6 separate regions of the Homo sapiens genome follow, and all the other regions are linked to region 1. The links are chromatin contacts, found by Hi-C or POLR2A ChIA-PET in ENCODE. All regions are on one chromosome and are shown on one strand. Each heading gives the region's core, a stretch centred on a gene start or an enhancer-like site at or near the end of the contact. The rest is flanking DNA. Distances are from core to core; before and after follow the strand shown.

Region 1 (2,893 bases), core at 1-2,500:
GGCGGCGCCCGCTGCCCTCACGCGGCCGCCGCGCCGCCTCCTCGCCGCCGCGCGCCCCGCCGGGCGGCCCCGCGCAACTTGCTCCTCAGCGCCCGCCGAGTTGCCGGGACGCCCGCCGCCCCCCGCGCCAGCCTGCGCACTGCCCTCCTCGGCCGCCGCCGCCGCCTCGGCCAGGCGGGATCCGAGCCCCGGCGGCCCCGGGGGAGGCAGCGGCGGCGGCGGCGGGCGGCGGCGGAGGAGGAGGCCTGCGGGCGGGCCGCGGGGAGCGAGGGGGGGCGGAGGAGGAAAGTTTGGGAGCGGGCGGGCAGAGGCGGCGGGGGCGCTGAGCCCGGAGGAGGGCCCCGGCGGGCCGCGCGCCGGGCGGACAGCCGATGGATAGGGCGGGAGAAGTCGCCGCCGCCGCCGCCGGAGCCGCGCACCCAGCCAGCAGCCGCCGCGGACCGGGCTGGAAGGCCGCTGGGCCGAGGGATTGACAGGCTGCCAGTGCCACTCACTCACTGCGGCCCCGCGCCGGGGGGAGGGACGGGGGCTGGCAAGGGCGGGGGAGCGCTCCTCAGACCCCGCCCCCGGGGCGGTGCGCGCGCTCATTGGGCTCTGCGCCTCCCGCCGCCGCCGCCGGCACCGCCCCCGGGGCCCGGCCCGTTCCCTCTGGCCTCTGATACTCCGCGCTCCGGAGTGTGCCGCCGGATCCTCGCTCCAACCTCGTCGCGTCCTAGCCCCCCGGGATAGACCGGGCCGGCCCACAAACGGTGTGCCCGCACCCCGACTCCTGCTCCATGCTTTTGGCAGTCATGGGAGCGGGGGGTTGTGTATGGGACAGTGGGCAACTCGCTGCAAAGCCAACCGTGTGCTCCCCCGCCGCGCCCGTGAGCTTCACGCCTCGGACAGCTCCTGGTGCACTTTCCCGCTCTTCCTGTCAGGAGGTGGTGCCCTCTGGGTACCAGGCCGCTCGTCCCGGGCCAATCGCAAAGCGCTTAGAGCCGAATGGGGCGGGACAGAGGCAAGAAAGGGTCGTCCCAATTGGAGCGTTCGAAAGGTTCTGGGCAGAGGCGGGGAAGCGGCGAGTGGGGGCCTCGCCCCGCCTGCGGTCGCCATGGTAACCGAGAGGGCGCAGCTCAGCGTTGGCGCCAGCACCGGGGTCTTGTGCTGTCCCTCAATGGGTGACCAGTTAAGGTGGGAACCTGTGGTCTCACATACTTGAAGTCTGAGCTGAGTGGACCTGACTGCCATAGACTTTCCATTGAAAGGGGAAATGTGTCAGAGAGAAGCGAGTCTGGGAGGAGGGAAAGTGCCTTCAGTCCAGGACTAATTTCAAGGTTTACAACACTTTACACACTCTGCAACTCCTGATAATCCAGGGACTACTCCTTTGGCAGCGTTTGCTATTCGATGCCTCCAGATGTACTGAAGCTGCAAAAACGAGCTCTTCATTACAAAGATACGTTTGTTTAGGAAGAGACTGGATTTCACTTGTCAACTTACCCCATCACCACGAGTCATTTAATGTTGGTAACGCCAGCCACGATTTTTCGTATCTATAACACCCCTTCTTCCATTGAATTCTACCTACAAATAACTGAAGGCTCACATTATTTTGGAATATGGACCTCCGCCTCTTGTGGAGACTTGAGATTGCTCTTAAGCTGATTTCCCAAACAGGGGCTGCAATGTGTGTTCCCGATTTTAGATTCATTGAGCTCACCCTAGATGAGTCCTTTGGTTCGGTGGTTCGGAAAAGTCTCTTTGTTCCTTCTCCAAACTCAGTAAGCTGTCTTACCTGAAACCAAAAATAGGGGTATGAGGATATGAAAAATGGCTCTTACTCTGCAGGGTTTAATGTAGGACAAGCAGTTCTTTAAATGCCAGATGGATTCTTGGAATGAAGCAGGCTACTCGGTTCCAGGTTCTTTCCTTCATATGTTGTGTGTACTTTTAAATACTCCCCACTGCAAAGCTAATAGCTAAGCTTACAGTTAGGCAAGCTAAAATCCTTACAAACTGCACAGCTGCTGAGGAGGGAGTTCCAAAAAATCCACTCTGCTTACTTACCTCCAAAGAAGAACCCCCTTCATGTTCATTAATATTCTCTGCTCTTCTATACCCCATTGATATGTCAAGTTTCCAATTCTTCTTTGAAGCCCCCATTATGGGTTACTTATAATCGTCATTGATTGGGTTTTTTCTTTATTCTTAATTTGTTTTTTAAAGCTGTCACCAAATTCTTAAGCATTTTTGCCAAAAGGCGCAGGAGCAAGCGGTCAACCTTTCATAATTCTCCAACGCTGAGGATGCAAAACCACAGAATTCTAACTGAAAGATGCCTTAAATTCTAAGATTCCTTCCAGCTGTAAAATTCAATAATCCTGTGACTCACTATTAGGACTCCTCTCTGCCCTCCTTCTAGACTCATAATCTTGACTAATCAGTCATGAGGATGAGGCTAATTAGCAATGGGGATTTATGGTTATTTCTAGCCCACTCCGAACAATGAGTTATGTAAGCAAAGCAACATATATAAAAATGTAAATAGGCCGGTGGCTCATGCCTGTAATCTCAGAACTTTGGGAGGCCGAGGCAGGTGGATCACAAGGTCAGGAGTTGAGACCAGCCTGGCCAACATGGTGAAACCCCATCTCTACTAAAAATACAAAAAATTAGCTGGGCTTGGTGGCAGGCGCCTGTAATCCCAGCTACTCAGGAGGCTGAGGCAGGAGAATCACTTGTACCCAGGAGGTGGAGGTTGCGGTGAACTGAGATTGTGCCACTCCCCTCCAGCCTGGGCGACAGAGTGAGACTTCTTTTCAAAAAAAAAAAAAAAAAGTAAATAAAGAAACACTTAAGCAAATAAAGGCAATTGGGAACTATGGGCTGTGTAAACACACTGGAACATAAA
Region 2 (2,893 bases), core at 200-2,699, 880 kb after region 1:
TGCCTCATTTCACATGTGAGCAAACTGAGACTCAAGAAAGGGGAAGAGATTTCCCAAGAGTCTCAACTACTACCTTGGCAGCAGAGCAAGAATTTGAAACCTGGTCAGGTTCACTTTAAAAAAGGCTGTACTAGCCGGGCGCAGTGGCTCACACCTGTAATCCCAGTATTTTGGGAGGCTGAGGCGGGTGGATCACTTGAGGTCAGGGGTTTGAGACCAGCCTGGCTAAACCTTGTCTCTACTAAAAATACAAAAATTTAGCTGGGTGTAGTGGCACACACCTGTAGTCCCAGTTACTGGGGAGGCCAAGGCAGGAGAATCTCTTGAACCCGGGAGGTGGAGGTTGCAGTGAGCCGAGATCGCGCCACTGCACTCCAGCCTAGGCGACAGAGCCAGACTCCATCTCAAAAAATATATAAAAAATAAAATAAAAATAAAAAAGGCTGTATGGCCAGGCGAGGTGGCTAACCCCTGTAATCCTAGGCACTCTGGGAGGCCGAGGAGGGCGGATTGCTTGAGCCCAGGAGACCACCCTGGGCAACAGCTCTACAAAAAATAAACAAATTAGCCAGGCCTGGTGGCTTGTGCCTGTAGTTTCAGCTACTCGGGAGACTGAGGTGGGAGGGCTGCTTGAACCCGGGAAGCGGAGGTTTTGGTGGGCGGAGAGCGCGCCATGCCTTCCAGCCAGGGTGACAGAGCGAGACCCTGTCTGAAAAAAAAAATTAAAAAATAAAAAAAATAAATAAAGGCTGGGGCCAGGCGTGGTGGCTCACGCCTGTAATCCCAGCACTTTGGGAGGCCGAGGCGAGGGGATCACCTGAGCTGAGGAGTTCAAGATCAGCCTGGGCAACATGGCGAAACCCCGTCTCTACTAAAAATACAAAAAATTAGCCAGGCGTGGTGGTGCATGCCTGTAATCCCAGCTACTCAGCTACTCGGGAGGCTGGGGCAGGAGAATCGCTGAACCCGGGAGGCGGAGGTTGCAGTAAGCCGAGATCGCGACACTGCACTCCAGCCTGGCACCCTGGGCGACAGAATGAAGCTCTGTCTCAAAAAAAAAAAAAAAAAAAAAGGTGTAAATGCTCTTTGCAGTTCCATATACTGCCTCCCCAGAACCTTTATGGAGTTGGATTATAACTGCCTGAGCCCGCCCCTCCCGTCCATCTCGCGCTTTAAATTCCTCCGCGACGTGAGCCTCGGTTAATCGTCTTTGAAAACTCTGGCCCCTCCTCCCGTCAGCACCCCCAGACTACTGGCGCCCAGCTCAGAGTTGCCCAGATTGGGAGATCTGCAAGGTTTCCCGAAGGAATGAATGAACGAATGACTGAATGGACGAATTTGAGTCCTCCGTGTGCCATCTCTGGTAGCTGCCGCCCACGTTGGGCCTCGGTTTCCCCAACTGCGCGCCTACACCGTGACGCCGACCTCGCTATCAGGGGTGCCGTGAATGAGGCGAGCACTACAAGGCGGGGCTCCGGCCCTACCAGGCGGGGCGGGCAGTACCACGGCGTTCCTCGGGGGCGGGGGAGATGAGGCGGAGCCGGGGCTCCCCCGCTGCGGCGCCATTGGCCGCGCCCGCCGCCACCCGGCAGTAGTTGCGGAGGTCAGCCCCGCCTACTTCCTCTTTCCCTCGGAGCGGGCGGCGGCGTTGGCGGCTTGTGCAGCAATGGTGAGAGCTGCGGAATCGGGCGCCATCCGAGCGCTGTGAGGCGCGGGGGTTGGGGAAGGCGGTGCGGGCTGAGCCCGCGGATTCTATCTGCCACCTAGGCCTGTGGGGCGCCGCGCAGAATGGTCTGGCGCCACCACAACCCGCCTCTTCGCTTGGCGCCGGGAGAGGCGCGCGGCCCGGGCCTGGGTTACTCTGCCCAAGGCACGGCCGGCGAGGGAGACTGTCCTGAGCCCTGGTTGGGGCTCCGGCGCACTCGTAGTCGATGGCGAGTCGCGCGCCTTTGGGGGCTGGCCACGCAGGTGAAGGGGATATGGCCCCGCGGCCTGGCTGAGGCACACTCTCTCTTGCGCGCAGGCCAAGATCAAGGCTCGAGATCTTCGCGGGAAGAAGAAGGAGGAGCTGCTGAAACAGCTGGACGACCTGAAGGTGGAGCTGTCCCAGCTGCGCGTCGCCAAAGTGACAGGCGGTGCGGCCTCCAAGCTCTCTAAGATGTAAGTGAGGCGGCCGGATCACAGCCCTCGTGGGTGGGGAGCACGTGTGCATCGGGATCGTCGGAGGATTTCAAAGTTGGCTTAAGGAGCTGGCCGCTTAGATGCCCACTCCGTGCATCCTGGCGCGCATGGGAGACCCGTTGTGTGCTTAGCCTCTTACCTGCCTTGACCTTGCGGTCCTTGTGCCTGGAATGCATCCCCGGAGACCCATCTTAATGCTGCCTTCAAAGCCTACCCGGACCCCTTCCTTCCGCTTCCCACCAACACTTGAGTTTTTAACCCCCTTGGCAGGTGGGTGGCTTGCACCCTGGAGTGGCAGCGTAAGTTATTTTACATGGCTAAGAGTGCGGGAGACTTGTGAAAGGAACATGGGTTTGGAGTTCATCAACCTGGGTACAAAGTCCACTTCTCAAAAAAAAATTAGATGGGTGTGGTGGTACAGGCCTGTAGTCCCAGCTACTCTGGAGGCTGAGGCAGGAGGATCACTTGAGCCCAGGAGTTGGGAGGCTATGATGGGGCCACTGCTCTTCAGTCTGGTTGACAGGTGAGACCCTGTCTCCAAAAAAAAAAAATGGTGGTTGCCCTCTTTGCCCCCAAACAACCTTAGTAGAGGCAGGGGTGGGAGGATTGGACAAGCACAGTTGCACACTGAATCCTCAAAAACCATGTTGACCAGCTGTCTACTAGGTGACTCCCTCATCCTGACATGACTACAAATAACTTCTCCCTGGCT
Region 3 (2,893 bases), core at 125-2,624, 800 kb after region 1:
TGCAGGTCAGAACTGGAACACGCGAGGGAAGGGACTGTTGAAGAATTGGGTGGAATCTGCTTATTCTTGGGCTTGTGTTGAGTCTGGGGATGGAACCAGAGTTCCTTAAGGTGGAATGGCTGGCTTGGCATTGACGAGTTCAGGGACCTGACTTAGGGTACTGATTTGGACCGTGACTTTTTGTTTGAGATAGAGTTTCGCTCTTGTTGCCCAGGCTGGAGTGCAATGGCGCGATCTTGACTCACTGCAACCTACACCTCCCGGGTTCAAGCGATTATCCTGCCTCAGCCTCCCAAGTAATTGGGATTACAGGCATGGGCCACCATGCCCGGCTAATTTTGTATTTTTAGTAGAGACGAGGTTTCGCTATGTTAGGCTGGTCTGAACTCCTGACCTCGGGTGAACCACCCGCCTCGGCTTCTCAAAGTGTGGGGATTACAGGAGTGAGCCACCGCGCCCGGCCTGGACTGTGACTTGGAACAAGATAGTTTTTCCTCTTTTGTTTATTTTCCTACTGCCTGCATGATTGCTATTTATTTAAAGAGACGGAGTCTCGCCACGGTGCCCAGGCTGGTCTGGAAGCCCTGGTCTCAAGAGATCCTCCCACCTCGGTCTTCCGAGTAGCTGGGACCACAGAAGCGCGCGCCGTGCACTTTTGATGTTTTCAACTTCCTTCCTAAGCAGAAAGGAGACGGCCCAGCAGCGGATGGTGAAGCTAATCCAATATAGTGAGCTGCCACCAGCGTTTTTAAGTGCATTACATAGTAAGAACGTGGTTCTGCTGGACGTTATGTACTCGGTTGCGATATAAAACGCATCATCTACAGTAGGTGACAGGCGCCAAAGTCTAAAAACTGGTCTCAAGGTGTAAGGTCCCAGGACTAGTTTCTGGAGCTACTGGCTTGTGAGTGAAGCTGGAGGCGCAGACTTCCCGGGTCACACGGTGGCAAGGCAGCTGCCTAGGGTGCGGCGGGACCGGGCGGCGCGGGGGGGCGCCTGGCCAAGCAGTGCAGCCCCGGCCGGGTTTGTAGCCAGCACAGCACAGCGGGGCCTGTGGCACCGACTGGGTTCTTTTACTTTTGACACGAAGCCCCTCCCACTTACCACGCTCTGCACGCGCCCCTGTTAAAATAGAAAAAGACCGAGAGGCCTCGGAGACTCAGTCATCATCTGTGGCTCTGGCCGCTCGCTGACGTGGCGAACTGGGCTGAGGGAGCGCCCGGCTGGGCACCCGAGAACTCCAGCCGTTCCGGCCCAGTCGCCGCTCAGAGGTGGTAACAGTAGCCGCCAAGGCCGCGCACGGGCGCATGCGCGCGTCGGACCAACCCCCTCCCCCCACCGCGCAGTCACTTCCGGCGCGCTGGGAGACGTGCGGTTCCGGGTCGCTGCTCGGCTCGCCGGCTGGGCGGTGGGGGTTGGTGACGCGGGCCGGGGCTCACGAGAGGCCCGGGAGGCGGGGCTTTGCTGGCTTCCCAGAGAGAGGCAGGTGCGCGGGCCAGGACTCCGGGAATGCGAGCAGGCCCCTTATTCTCCCAGTGGCCTCGGTCTGTCCCCACAGCGGCCCGGTCAGGGTTGCCCGAGCCCCAAGGCGGGGGGCGGCACCGGGGTGCTGAAAGGGTGAGAGTGGGGGCGGAGGCGGGCTGCCCCGGCCTGGGAGTCTGGAGCCTAGGGTTCCGGGATTCCTCCCTGCGCGACCTTGGACAAGTCGCTCCTCCTCTCTAGGGCTCAGTTTCCTTGCTGTCAAATGGGAGAGATGTTGGATCCTTCCTTTCTTTGACAGTCCAAAGCACGGGCGGGGCTGGAGGTAGCCTGAGGGAGTGAGATCCAAACTGCCGTGGCAGGCACCTGCCTGCCTCCCTGGGGGTTAGACATCTGTCTTTACCCAATTTTGCCTTGCTTTTTGTCAGTGCACATCCGTGACCAGACGCCCAGGGTCTGGCCGGGTAAACAGTATGTGAGTGTAGTAATCAACTGAGAAATAAATACTGGCTCCAGGAAAACTTAACCTCATTCAAATTGTTTTGCTCAGGGCTCCCAGGGAGAAGTGAATTTAGGCACCCGCTGCGGTGATCAATTCTGTTCTATGCGCTTGTAAGTGAAGCTCTTAGGCAAAAAACAATTTCATAGGAGATCAGGGTTAGGGAGGGTATCCCATTGAGAGTTGTGACAGGTTTTCTTACCCCCTTTAATCCTTCTTCTGCCCCTCCTCTTCCTTCACTTCTTCCCCCTATCCCCACCCAACATTTTGGCCATACACTTGAAAAGAAATACCCAATGCATTTTATCTTTGTCTTCATGCAGGACAGAATGCTTTGACCTCCAAGCTGTTTTAAATCTAGTAGATAAGCCAGGTGAGTAAGTGGTTTACACACATTGAAAGTAAAGTTTCTGAAGAATTGTACAGCCTTAATGGAGGATCTGAAGTGGTAAGATGGCATTTGTGTATCTCAGAGCAGAGCTTAGGTATCCTCCACAAAACATGGAAAGTTAAGGTTGGAACCAGAATATTAGTGTTTTATACACCATTAGGAGGAAAAGGTTTTTGAATCTTACTTTGAATATCATGTCAAACATTCTTAAGAAAAGAAACTGTGAGGCCGGGCGCAGTGGCTTATGCCTGTAATCCCAGCACTTTGGGAGGCCAATGCAGGTGGATCATCTGAGGTCAAGAGTTTGAGACCAGCCTGACCAACACGGAGAAACCTCGTCTCTACTAAAAATATAAAATAAGCCGGGCATAGTGGCGCATTCCTGTAATCCCAGCTACTCGGGAGGCTGAGGCAGGAGAATCGCTTGAACCCAGGAGGTGGAGGTTGCGGTGAGCCGAGATAGTGCCATTGCATTCCAGCTTAGGCAACAAGAGCGAAACTCCATCTCAAAAAAAAAAAAAAAA
Region 4 (2,893 bases), core at 133-2,632, 740 kb before region 1:
AGCAGACTAGGTTGGTTTCTTTTTATTTATCTAACTTTTAATATCTGAAGTAGGCAGATTTATTTCCCCAAACATTTCAGCTTTCTAACAGAAAAATAAAGAAATAACAAGGATTCTGGGCGGTGAAATATTGAATCTCATAGGCAGAGAAAAGGCACCTTATTTCCTGCTGCAGTTTAAGATCCTACCACTAGATGGTGCAAAGGGACCGCACATTTTTCAGGCTGCACCAGTTCGCGCCACAAAATTCTTCAACATCTAATAAGCACCAGGAAAGCTTTCCAAAAGTAGAAAGAATGAACAATTGTGCGGGAATAGGAACATTTTGCTTTTATAAAATTGGGACGCTGCCATTTCATTATTGATACAAAAATCTGCTTCACTTTATTCCTGCGGGACATAGGTCCCAAATCTACGCTAACCTCGTATATTTGAAGAGACCCGCAGAAGCCCACGCAATGCGGACGTCTAAAAGTTGAATTCAAAAATCCTTTTCACCTCATGCTGCCAAATGCATTTTCATTAATTCCACCTCAGTGTCGTGACGTAAATGCTAGTGGAATCGGCCCCAAGCTAAATAAGCAATAAGCCCCATTTTTCAACGCACAAACACATAAAGATGTCAGCTCAAACTGTTTACTAATTAACACTTAAAAAGACACAAATTAGATATGCGTGGCTAAGAGCAATTATAATCAAGACGGATTTCTCTAGTCATTTGGGAACTGAAAAAAATGCCTAATTGCTGGAACCAGTGTTTTAAAAACTGAAATCACGCCAGTTAGCAAATATGTTCATTTAAAGAACATTCCACGTGACTACACTCTTGAGGACTGACTACAAACATGAGAACAAGGAAAATATTTAGGTATAAAATTAAAACTGTAAGCTCCCTTAGATTTATAACTTCTTCATTAAATATGTCTGCAAACAGCAGCCCATAAAAACCTGTGGCAATTAAGTGGTTAAATGAACTGCCTCCCTTGTCAATTTTAAGCGGGTGATTAATATTAGAGCATCCCTTTACTAATTAGACCCTCCCTCATCTTTCGGCTTTAAAGTCGAATGAAAATGGAGGCTGTTGCTCCGCCAGGAGTGCGGCAGGCTAATGTGTGCTTCCTCCGCCGCGGTTTTGATGGTGGCACTCCTGGAAGGGAACGGGGAGCACTGTGGTTTCTGCTGAGGTTGGCAGCTGATAGAAACGGCTCCGCATGGGGCTGGAAGTCGCTCCGGACTTCTCCACTGCCCGGTGCCCTGTCATTACAGGAATGGTTCACTCCTGTTCTCACAAGGCTTGCGGGTAGTTAAGCACACAGCATGAAACCTACACCCAAGGCTGCTGCCTCCTGACCGGGATGGTGAGGTCTTCCACGGATGCCAGGGCGGGACCGTGGGTGGGGAGGGAGGATACACAGGTAATCAAGACATGAGGATTATTTTAGAAGCTCCCGCCTGGACTGCAGAGCCAGGCAGCTCCCACCCTGGTTGCGATGGGGAATCCATCAGCTAGAGAAATGGGGCAACTGCTTACCAGGGAAATAAAGAGCGGCAGAGACAGAGAATATTTATACACCCATCTCCTCACGCCCAGAGAAGATGCTTCATCATGGGCGCTGGCTGCGAAATTACACTTTCCAGGCTCTGGGACACAGACAGCCTTTTGTCTGGAGAACCGTAAGGGCTTCACTGGGACAACAGCCCCACCGGGTCACCCACTGCCCTCCTGCAGAGCCAAACTGGAGGGGAGGGGACAAGGCACGGACAGGTGGGGCCGGGACAAGAAAACTGCCCACGGTGGCCACGAGGCTGCCACTGACCAGCCCCTGGTCACCTCCCTGGCTGAGGGACGATGAGGTAAAAATTCACTTCCTCATGCCTGGGACTCATGTATGCGGGCCCTGGGAGGACAGCAAAGCCCCTGCTCTGGGTGCGAGGTGACGGAGGTGGCAGGAGCACATGGCTGCTGGAAGATGGCCAGGCAGAAGGCCACTGCTCTGTCATGGGGAGCCAGCAGGGTGACGGCGTTTGAGTTGGAATTTCTCTATGAATCACGGCTTCCTTCACTTTCAGCCACCCGCGCCATCATGGAGCATGTCTGAATCGTGAGAGGTTTTCTGTCTTTCCACAGATCCTTTCCTTCAAAATTTGCTCAATGGCGCATCCACTGATTCTAACTTTAAAACATGACCGTCCTTGGGCATTTTTCATGAAATTTCACCCAAGTGCATCAGGTACCACGACTCTTGGGGAGACCCTGGTGAAGAGCAGGGCAGCTACATCTAACCACGCTCCACCAGCTGCCAGGTGCCCTGACTGCCGCGCTGTGTGGCACGCTGGGCTGGGATGAGCAGGCCTGTGTTCCACTTTGGGGTGAGGGGGCCTGGGAACATGCCCCAGGGCCAAGCCTATACAGCAAATTTGTCCCCTACCCCAGGCATCCACACTGGGAGGCTGTGTCCTGTCCACTGCCTACACAGCCCATGAGGGTCCCTGCAGACACCGGCATCTGAATGGGCTCATTCCCCTTCCAGTTCTCCAGGGCAGCCTGGCTGTCCGGGCCCAGGAGCGCATGCTCCCTGGGGCTCCTCAGGATGCTGGGGGCTGAGGGACACCCACCCACAACCAAGTGACACCCTGTTTGTCAATCAGTGCTGGGCAGCTCCTAGGCCAGGCCATCTGTGTCCTTGTGGGGGTGGAGGCAGCTCTGCTTGGCTAGCTCTGGGGAGCTCCCTGTGGCTGCCCATGTCCCTAACCTCCATGCTCAGAATACACAGGGTCACACGGTTTGTTGGAGGGTGACCGTCCCTGAAGCCGAATGGTGGCAACTGTGCTTCGGCTTCGATTCAGAAACATCCCTCAGGCAGGGCATGGTGAGGACAGTTAACGCTGGCAG
Region 5 (2,893 bases), core at 136-2,635, 660 kb before region 1:
AAGTGAGGCTCTGAATTACGATTGAGATCTGTGAAGACCCAGAGATGTGAGGAGATATTGTAATTCTTTCTTGTAACTTGTTTCCGCTAAAACAGAAAGTCAGTTATTTTAATCACTCTAGGCTCTAAAATATTTTCAGTTGTGGTTTTCTTTTCATATTGATTTTGGAGCCAACCTCAGGGAGAAACCACCATGCGCAAAGTTTACTATCATTTGTCACGGTCTGATGAGTCTCTTTTTTGTTTCGTTTTGTAATTGACACAAGCCAAGACAAGTAAGGTTTTGTAAAACTTAAAAGAGACCTATTTCCTCTACAGTTATATTCACTATCTTATAAACCTTCTATGCCCAGACCTAAAACTTAATTCCAAGTATTACCCAGTGAACACAGGCCCATGCCAGGGGAGCTGGACCAGTATCAACAGGCACACAAGGCCGCTATAATTAGGATGTGGCGACTGACTCAGCGCACTTTTTTTATTGTGCTCCTACTGTGTGCTAGGCACTGCCTGGCACCGAGACAGTTTAAGAAACCAAATGAAACGTGTATCTTCCCCTTTAGGAATTTATCCATAAGTCAACTGAAACACGAACATAAATCTCCTATATCACAAAGTAAAAGCTCTGAATATCAAAAGATAGGCCATAAAGGACAATATGGTTATATGCTTCAATTTTAAAACAGTGGCATGAAAAAGAAATAACTGGGTGTGGTGGCTCATGCCTGTAATCACAGCACTTTGGGAGGCCAAGGCGGGTGGATCACGAGGTCAGGAGTTCAAGACCAGCCTGAACAACATGGTGAAACCCCGTTTCTACTAAAAAATATAAAAATTAGCCGGGCGTGGTGGCGTGTGCCTGTAATCCCAGCTACTCAGGAGGCTGAGGCAGGAGAATTGCTTGAACCTGGGAGGTGGAGGCTGCAGTAAGCAGAGATCACGCCATTGCACTCCAGCCTGGGTGACAGAGTAAGACTCCATCTCAAAAAAAAAAAAAAAAAGAAATAACCAAAATAACAAACATCTGTTGAGAGTCTACTACAGGCCAGGCACTCTGTTAGGCCCTGGGAGGTATCCAGGGACATGGGAGCCATGGTCCCACCTGCAAAAAGAAAAGACTGTGGCTGGGGAGAAGAGGCCCGAGCAATGAAATAGTAATTCAAGAGTCTAGACAGTGGCCCAAGAGATGTCACAAAGCCAAGGATGGGCAACGGAGGCTCCGGGAGTCAGAGAGGTAGGAAATGGGATTTGACTTGCATGGCTGGGAGGGGCTTTCCAGGGAGGCCCGCGTGAAGGCTTTGTTCCTGGAATTTTCACTCCTGTAATTATTTAGGACTATGGCAGTTACTACTCACTGGGCACTTGCACCATTCCTCATGTTCATACACATCTCTAATGTAAACAACCCAGCAAGGGAAGTAGTACCCTATATGTGGGGGAAAAGTGGTTCAGAGAGGTTAAGTAACTCACCCAAAGTCACACAGCTGAAGAAAATGGCTGGGCTAGGATGTGCGTTCATGCTCTTTCCACCATGCCATGTTGCTTTACTGAGATGACACAGGGCACAAAGTAAGTGCAAACACAGACCTGTTCATTTTCCATTCAGGAAGCCCATTTGCCACGACCAATGCAACTCCAACCTACCAGGCTGACTGTAGAATGGGTTTTCCTCATGGGCAACACATACACACATGCATGCATGCGCGTGCATGCGTGCACACACACACACACACACACACACACACACAAAACCAAATCACTGTGCATTGGACAAGGGGAAAAAAAAGCTGCCACTGGAAGATGAAGGAAATCACAATTCCAAACTCCCCAAGTTCCTAAATGCATAAAGTACGTGCAGCTTGACGGCATATGGCAAATCAATTACTAGTTTAAATCTTAAAACAAAAACATGGCAAGTGTGGTGCAGAAATAATCAAGAACAACGGTTAGGTTTAGATTACAGTGGGCCACTAGAGTTTTGAATACAATTAATCATCATTCCAGGCAATGGGAAGCCATATTGACACTTATTCCTAATTTGAATATTTAATTAGGGTGAAGTTCTTCATCAAATTATCGCAGAACTGGGAGAAAGCCTGGAAGACTTACACAATTACTATCTTAACCCCTTCCCAGCTGCTCACCTGTGAACACAGCCATTCTAGTCCCAGCTCCGCAGGGGAGGTTGCCTGTGCCCAGTCTCTGATGCTGTGGGGTGCTGGAGGGGTGCTGGTGACTGGAGTTGCAACTGCAGCAGGCGGGAGCCACGTGGTGGCAAAGGAAAGGTCTAAGGGGATGCCCTGCTCATGCTTAGGCTAAGTTCTGCATTGAACCCTGGACACAGACAGAAAGCCAGCATGCATGGGTGCTCACTGGGCACCAGGGTGGTGCTTTCTGTGTCCCCCCCCAATTTAATTCTCATGACAAATCCTGCAAAGGAGGCATTTCTATCCCCATTTCACAGAGGAAGAAACAGGCTCAGAGAGTGATAAAACTCACTCAAAGTAACACCGCCTGTGAGTGGTGTAAAGAAGGCCCAAGGGACACACACACACACACACACACACACACACACACACACACACACACAGAGTTACTCACCAAAAGTGATGACAAAGAGAACACGCAAAGGCCCACAAAAATGTTTTCAAGGCTGTATTTTGGATCATCTGCACCGTGTGGCTAAATCAAAGGAAAACCAAAACCCAGGCCTCTTCAATCAGCATTCTAAAATTTAACTCTTGGGTTCAAAATGCATTACTGAGCCCCCCCCCACAATGGAAGTCACGATGCCGTTGTGGCCAGGGGCTCAGCAGAATGGTGGAGGTGGGGGCAGCAAAGCTCAAGGAACAGTCCCACAAGGCCGATTTGAGGCAAGGTGACAAGGTGGCCAT
Region 6 (2,893 bases), core at 210-2,709, 550 kb after region 1:
CTCGCCTCGGCCTCCCAAAGTGCTGGGATTACAGGCGTGAGCCACTGAGCCCGGCCATTTATTTATTTTTTAATTAAAAATAGAAACGGGGCTGGGAGCAGTGGCTCACGCCTGTAATCCCAGCACTTTGGGAGGCCGAGGCAGGCGGATCATGAGGTCAGATCGATACCATCCTGGCCAACATGGTGAAACCCTGTCTTTACTAAAAATACAAAAAAAATTAGCTGGGCGTTGTGGCCCACGCCTGTAGTCCCAGCTACTCAGGAGGCTGAGGCGTGAGAATTGCTTGAACCCAAGAGGCGGAGGTTGCAGTGAGCCGAAATTGCGCCACTTGCACTCCAGCCTGGCGACAGAGCAAGACTCCTCCTCAAAAAAAGAAAAAAAAATAGAAATGGAGGTTTCGCTTTGTTGTCCAGGCTGGTCTCGAACTCCTAGCCTCAGGCAATTCTTCCACCTCAGCCTCCTAAAAAGCTGGGATTACAGGTGTGAGCCACTGCTCTCCGCTCAAAGGACAAAATATTTAAAGAAGCTGAGAAATACTGAGCTCTGGGATAAATCTTGGCCTCAACATAGCATAGAAAGTAAGGCCTTCTGCTGTTGAGCTTTTTTCCCGTGAACTCACCTCCACAATCTCTTGCATTATTGGTTTTTTTGCTGTTCTTGTAATATGGCAGGCCTTTTCATAATTTTGCAGCCTGTTCTGCTTCCCCTATTTGGAATGTCGCTTCCCTTCTGGGAAATTTGCAAACTCCTAGTTAACCTTCAAAGCCCAGTTCAAAAGTCCCTTCCCTGGTGAAACCTTCCCTGATTTGCCCTTTTCTCTTCCACCCACATCCAAGTTACTTCCTTCTTCCACCCACTGGGCTCTGAAGGTATTAGCCATCACCATTGCAGGAATCATTTGGAATGTTTATCTATTTAAGGCTTCTAGACTAGATTCTAGATTAAATTCCACTAGACTAAGTTCCTAGAGGGCTGGGCCTGTCAGATCCATTCCGAGAACCTACCAATGGACCTGGCATGGAGTAGAAGTGGGGGAGTGGCTAGTGAATGAAGAAAGAAAATAGATTGAGAGATGAATGGATAAATCTCACCTGCGGCCTAGGCCACTGACAGCTGTCCCCAAAGTCCAGAGCTCAGTTAGGCTGGCTTCACGTGGGCGGGACCTCCCGCAGCAGCCGCCGCTACCAGCCCAGCAAATCTCATCCCCACGTGGCAGTTCTAGGGGATAGGAGACGGGGTCGGGAAAGAACAGGCTGATTCGGTCAAAGTGGCCGGGACGGAGCCAGGGAAGGCCCTTCCCCGTTCTTTGCACCCGGCTTGGGCCCACTCCCCTAAAAGATTCAGACTCCCTGCCCGAGACCGTGATAGACCCGGTATCCGGGGACCCTCGCCCCTACCCTCCAGCCCCGGACTGCAATACCTGCGGCGACTTAGGCCAGTCGCGAGCCGTGACTCCACCCCGGAGGGGCGGGGCTTAGGTCCGGGCCCTCCTCCCAGGACCCGGAAGAGCGTCCGGGCCAACCGCTCCCTCTTCCCTGCTCCGCCCCGAGGGCCCGGCGCTGACTTCCTGGGCTGGCGGTGGAGGGGTCCCCCAGACCGGGAGTGGACGCCAGGCTCTGCATTTCTCGGGAACCAAGTGGGGTGGGCCTTCCCTGGGTCCCTCCCTCCCGGACGGGATAAATAAGCCGGGGCTACTTGGAAACGATTTGCGCAATGCCGGGTTCGGGCGTCCGTTTGGGGAACTCAGATGCCTGCGGCAGCTGATCTACTCTGTAAGGGGCTAACAGGGCTGGGCGCCACCACACTCCAGCTTGGGCAACAGCGCAAAAACTCCCTCTCAAAAAAATAAATAAATAAAAGGGGGGGAGGGTATAACAGTTACATTTCCAGTTACAACGATTGTTTTTTTTTTTTTTTTTTGAGACGGAGTCTCGCTCTGTCGCCCAGGCGGGACTGCGGACTGCAGTGGCGCAATCTCGGCTCACTGCAAGCTCCGCTTCCCGGGTTCACGCCATTCTCCTGCCTCAGCCTCCCGAGTAGCTGGGACTACAGGCGCCCGCCACCGCGCCCGGCTAATTTTTTTTGTATTTTTAGTAGAGACGGGGTTTCACCTTGTTAGCCAGGATGGTCTCGATCTCCTGACCTCATGATCCACCCGCCTCGGCCTCCCAAAGTGCTGGGATTACAGGCGTGAGCCACCGCGCCCGGCCACAACGATTGTTAACAGTTTCTAAAGGGGAGAGTTGAGCATGCAATCCTCCTGCGCAGTCTTCGGGCCAGCTCAAGATTTGGTGCTTTAAACAGCTGATTCATTCCATAATTGCCATTTGTAATTATGGCAGGTGCTATGCTGAGCCAGACACCACCACGCTTTGCCTCCAGGAGCAAGTCTTAACTAGAGAGAGATCAAAGAAAAAGACAACTAGGGACGACTGCCAAGAGTGCAATAAATATAAAGTTCAGCCAGGAGAGTATCTGTTCTGAAGTTACTTTCCTCCAGGCCTCAGGGTTGTCTGTTTGTAACCATGGAGCTAATAAGATTTCTATCATAGGCTGGGCGCGGTGGCTCACGCCTATAAGTCCAGCACTTTGGGAGGCCGAGGCGGGCGGATCACGAGGTCAGGAGTTCGAGACCAGCCTGGCCTACATGGTGAACGCCCCCGCCCCCCCCCCCAACTAAAAACACAAAAATTAGCTAGGCGTGGTGGTGGGCGCCTGTAATCCCTGCTACTCAGGAGGCTGAGGCAGGAAAATTGCTTGAATCTGGGAGGCGGAGGTTGCAGTGAGCCGAGATAGTGCCACTGCACTCCAGCCTGGGTGACAGAGCCAGACTCCGTCTCAAGAAAAAAAAAAAAAAAAGAGAGATGTATGTAGTAGTTGTGGTGGGGAA

What was found. A loop is a pair of places that touch in the nucleus more often than their neighbours do. ChIA-PET counts read pairs that join two places held with the same protein, here RNA polymerase II (POLR2A). Pooled maps may share reads with other maps.
Region 2: a loop to region 1 is called in a map of naive thymus-derived CD4-positive, alpha-beta T cell, with 30 times the contacts of the local background. The contact joins the promoter of ARPC5L here to the promoter of PBX3-DT in region 1. A Hi-C loop is called at or near these places in 3 of 168 maps with a recorded cell type or tissue (ascending aorta and naive thymus-derived CD4-positive, alpha-beta T cell), 5 of 37 single-sample maps with no recorded cell type and 16 of 50 pooled maps. POLR2A ChIA-PET finds 5 or more read pairs at or near these places in 1 of 52 experiments (activated CD4-positive, alpha-beta T cell).
Region 3: a map of CD8-positive, alpha-beta T cell shows a loop between it and region 1 (28-fold over the local background). The contact joins the promoter of GOLGA1 here to the promoter of PBX3-DT in region 1. A Hi-C loop is called at or near these places in 4 of 168 maps with a recorded cell type or tissue (B cell, CD8-positive, alpha-beta T cell, ascending aorta and 1 more) and 19 of 50 pooled maps. POLR2A ChIA-PET finds 5 or more read pairs at or near these places in 1 of 52 experiments (GM10248).
Region 4: a map of dorsolateral prefrontal cortex shows a loop between it and region 1 (5-fold over the local background). The contact joins the enhancer-like site here to the promoter of PBX3-DT in region 1. A Hi-C loop is called at or near these places in 3 of 168 maps with a recorded cell type or tissue (IMR-90, MCF 10A and dorsolateral prefrontal cortex), 1 of 37 single-sample maps with no recorded cell type and 11 of 50 pooled maps.
Region 5: a map of chondrocyte shows a loop between it and region 1 (2.4-fold over the local background). The contact joins the promoter of NRON here to the promoter of PBX3-DT in region 1. A Hi-C loop is called at or near these places in 1 of 168 maps with a recorded cell type or tissue (chondrocyte), 1 of 37 single-sample maps with no recorded cell type and 6 of 50 pooled maps. POLR2A ChIA-PET finds 5 or more read pairs at or near these places in 2 of 52 experiments (Panc1 and activated CD4-positive, alpha-beta T cell).
Region 6: a loop to region 1 is called in a map of naive thymus-derived CD4-positive, alpha-beta T cell, with 6 times the contacts of the local background. The contact joins the promoter of RABEPK here to the promoter of PBX3-DT in region 1. A Hi-C loop is called at or near these places in 2 of 168 maps with a recorded cell type or tissue (CD8-positive, alpha-beta T cell and naive thymus-derived CD4-positive, alpha-beta T cell) and 7 of 50 pooled maps. POLR2A ChIA-PET finds 5 or more read pairs at or near these places in 1 of 52 experiments (activated CD4-positive, alpha-beta T cell).

The regions. Positions count from the first base shown.
Region 1 is chr9:125,744,286-125,747,178 of GRCh38, reverse strand. PBX3-DT (PBX3 divergent transcript) reads left to right here and starts at 1,250. Exons shown (of 2, transcript NR_122032.1): 1 at 1,250-1,763. RefSeq lists silencers at 1-31, 282-711.
Region 2 is chr9:124,860,686-124,863,578 of GRCh38, reverse strand. It overlaps ARPC5L (actin related protein 2/3 complex subunit 5 like), which reads right to left and starts at 1,449. Exons shown (of 6, transcript NM_030978.3): 1 at 1,181-1,449. RPL35 (ribosomal protein L35) reads left to right here and starts at 1,622. Exons shown (of 4, transcript NM_007209.4): 1 at 1,622-1,669; 2 at 2,024-2,160. The coding sequence starts at 1,667. RefSeq lists enhancers at 1,203-1,422, 1,863-1,972, 2,013-2,062, 1,498-2,121 and a silencer at 1,443-1,712.
Region 3 is chr9:124,939,564-124,942,456 of GRCh38, reverse strand. It overlaps GOLGA1 (golgin A1), which reads left to right and starts at 1,374. Exons shown (of 23, transcript NM_002077.4): 1 at 1,374-1,486; 2 at 2,302-2,351. RefSeq lists silencers at 940-999, 1,330-1,699 and enhancers at 781-1,281, 1,282-1,782.
Region 4 is chr9:126,488,785-126,491,677 of GRCh38, reverse strand. All of the region lies in intron 9 of MVB12B (multivesicular body subunit 12B), which reads right to left. Among named protein-coding and RNA genes, the nearest start is that of NRON, 80 kb to the right of the region's middle. Within about 2 kb of position 1,382, at least 3 of the 41 ENCODE cell types and tissues checked have a DNase peak (open chromatin) inside an H3K27ac peak, as active enhancers do; they include dorsolateral prefrontal cortex, where a contact is called at or near this core.
Region 5 is chr9:126,408,996-126,411,888 of GRCh38, reverse strand. It overlaps NRON (non-coding repressor of NFAT), which reads left to right and starts at 1,385. Exons shown (of 1, transcript NR_045006.1): 1 at 1,385-2,893. All of the region lies in intron 6 of MVB12B (multivesicular body subunit 12B), which reads right to left.
Region 6 is chr9:125,199,108-125,202,000 of GRCh38, reverse strand. It overlaps RABEPK (Rab9 effector protein with kelch motifs), which reads right to left and starts at 1,459. Exons shown (of 8, transcript NM_005833.4): 1 at 1,095-1,459. It overlaps LOC105376271 (a long non-coding RNA gene), which reads left to right and starts at 1,605. Exons shown (of 2, transcript NR_135145.1): 1 at 1,605-1,775; 2 at 2,346-2,468. RefSeq lists a silencer at 1,532-1,581.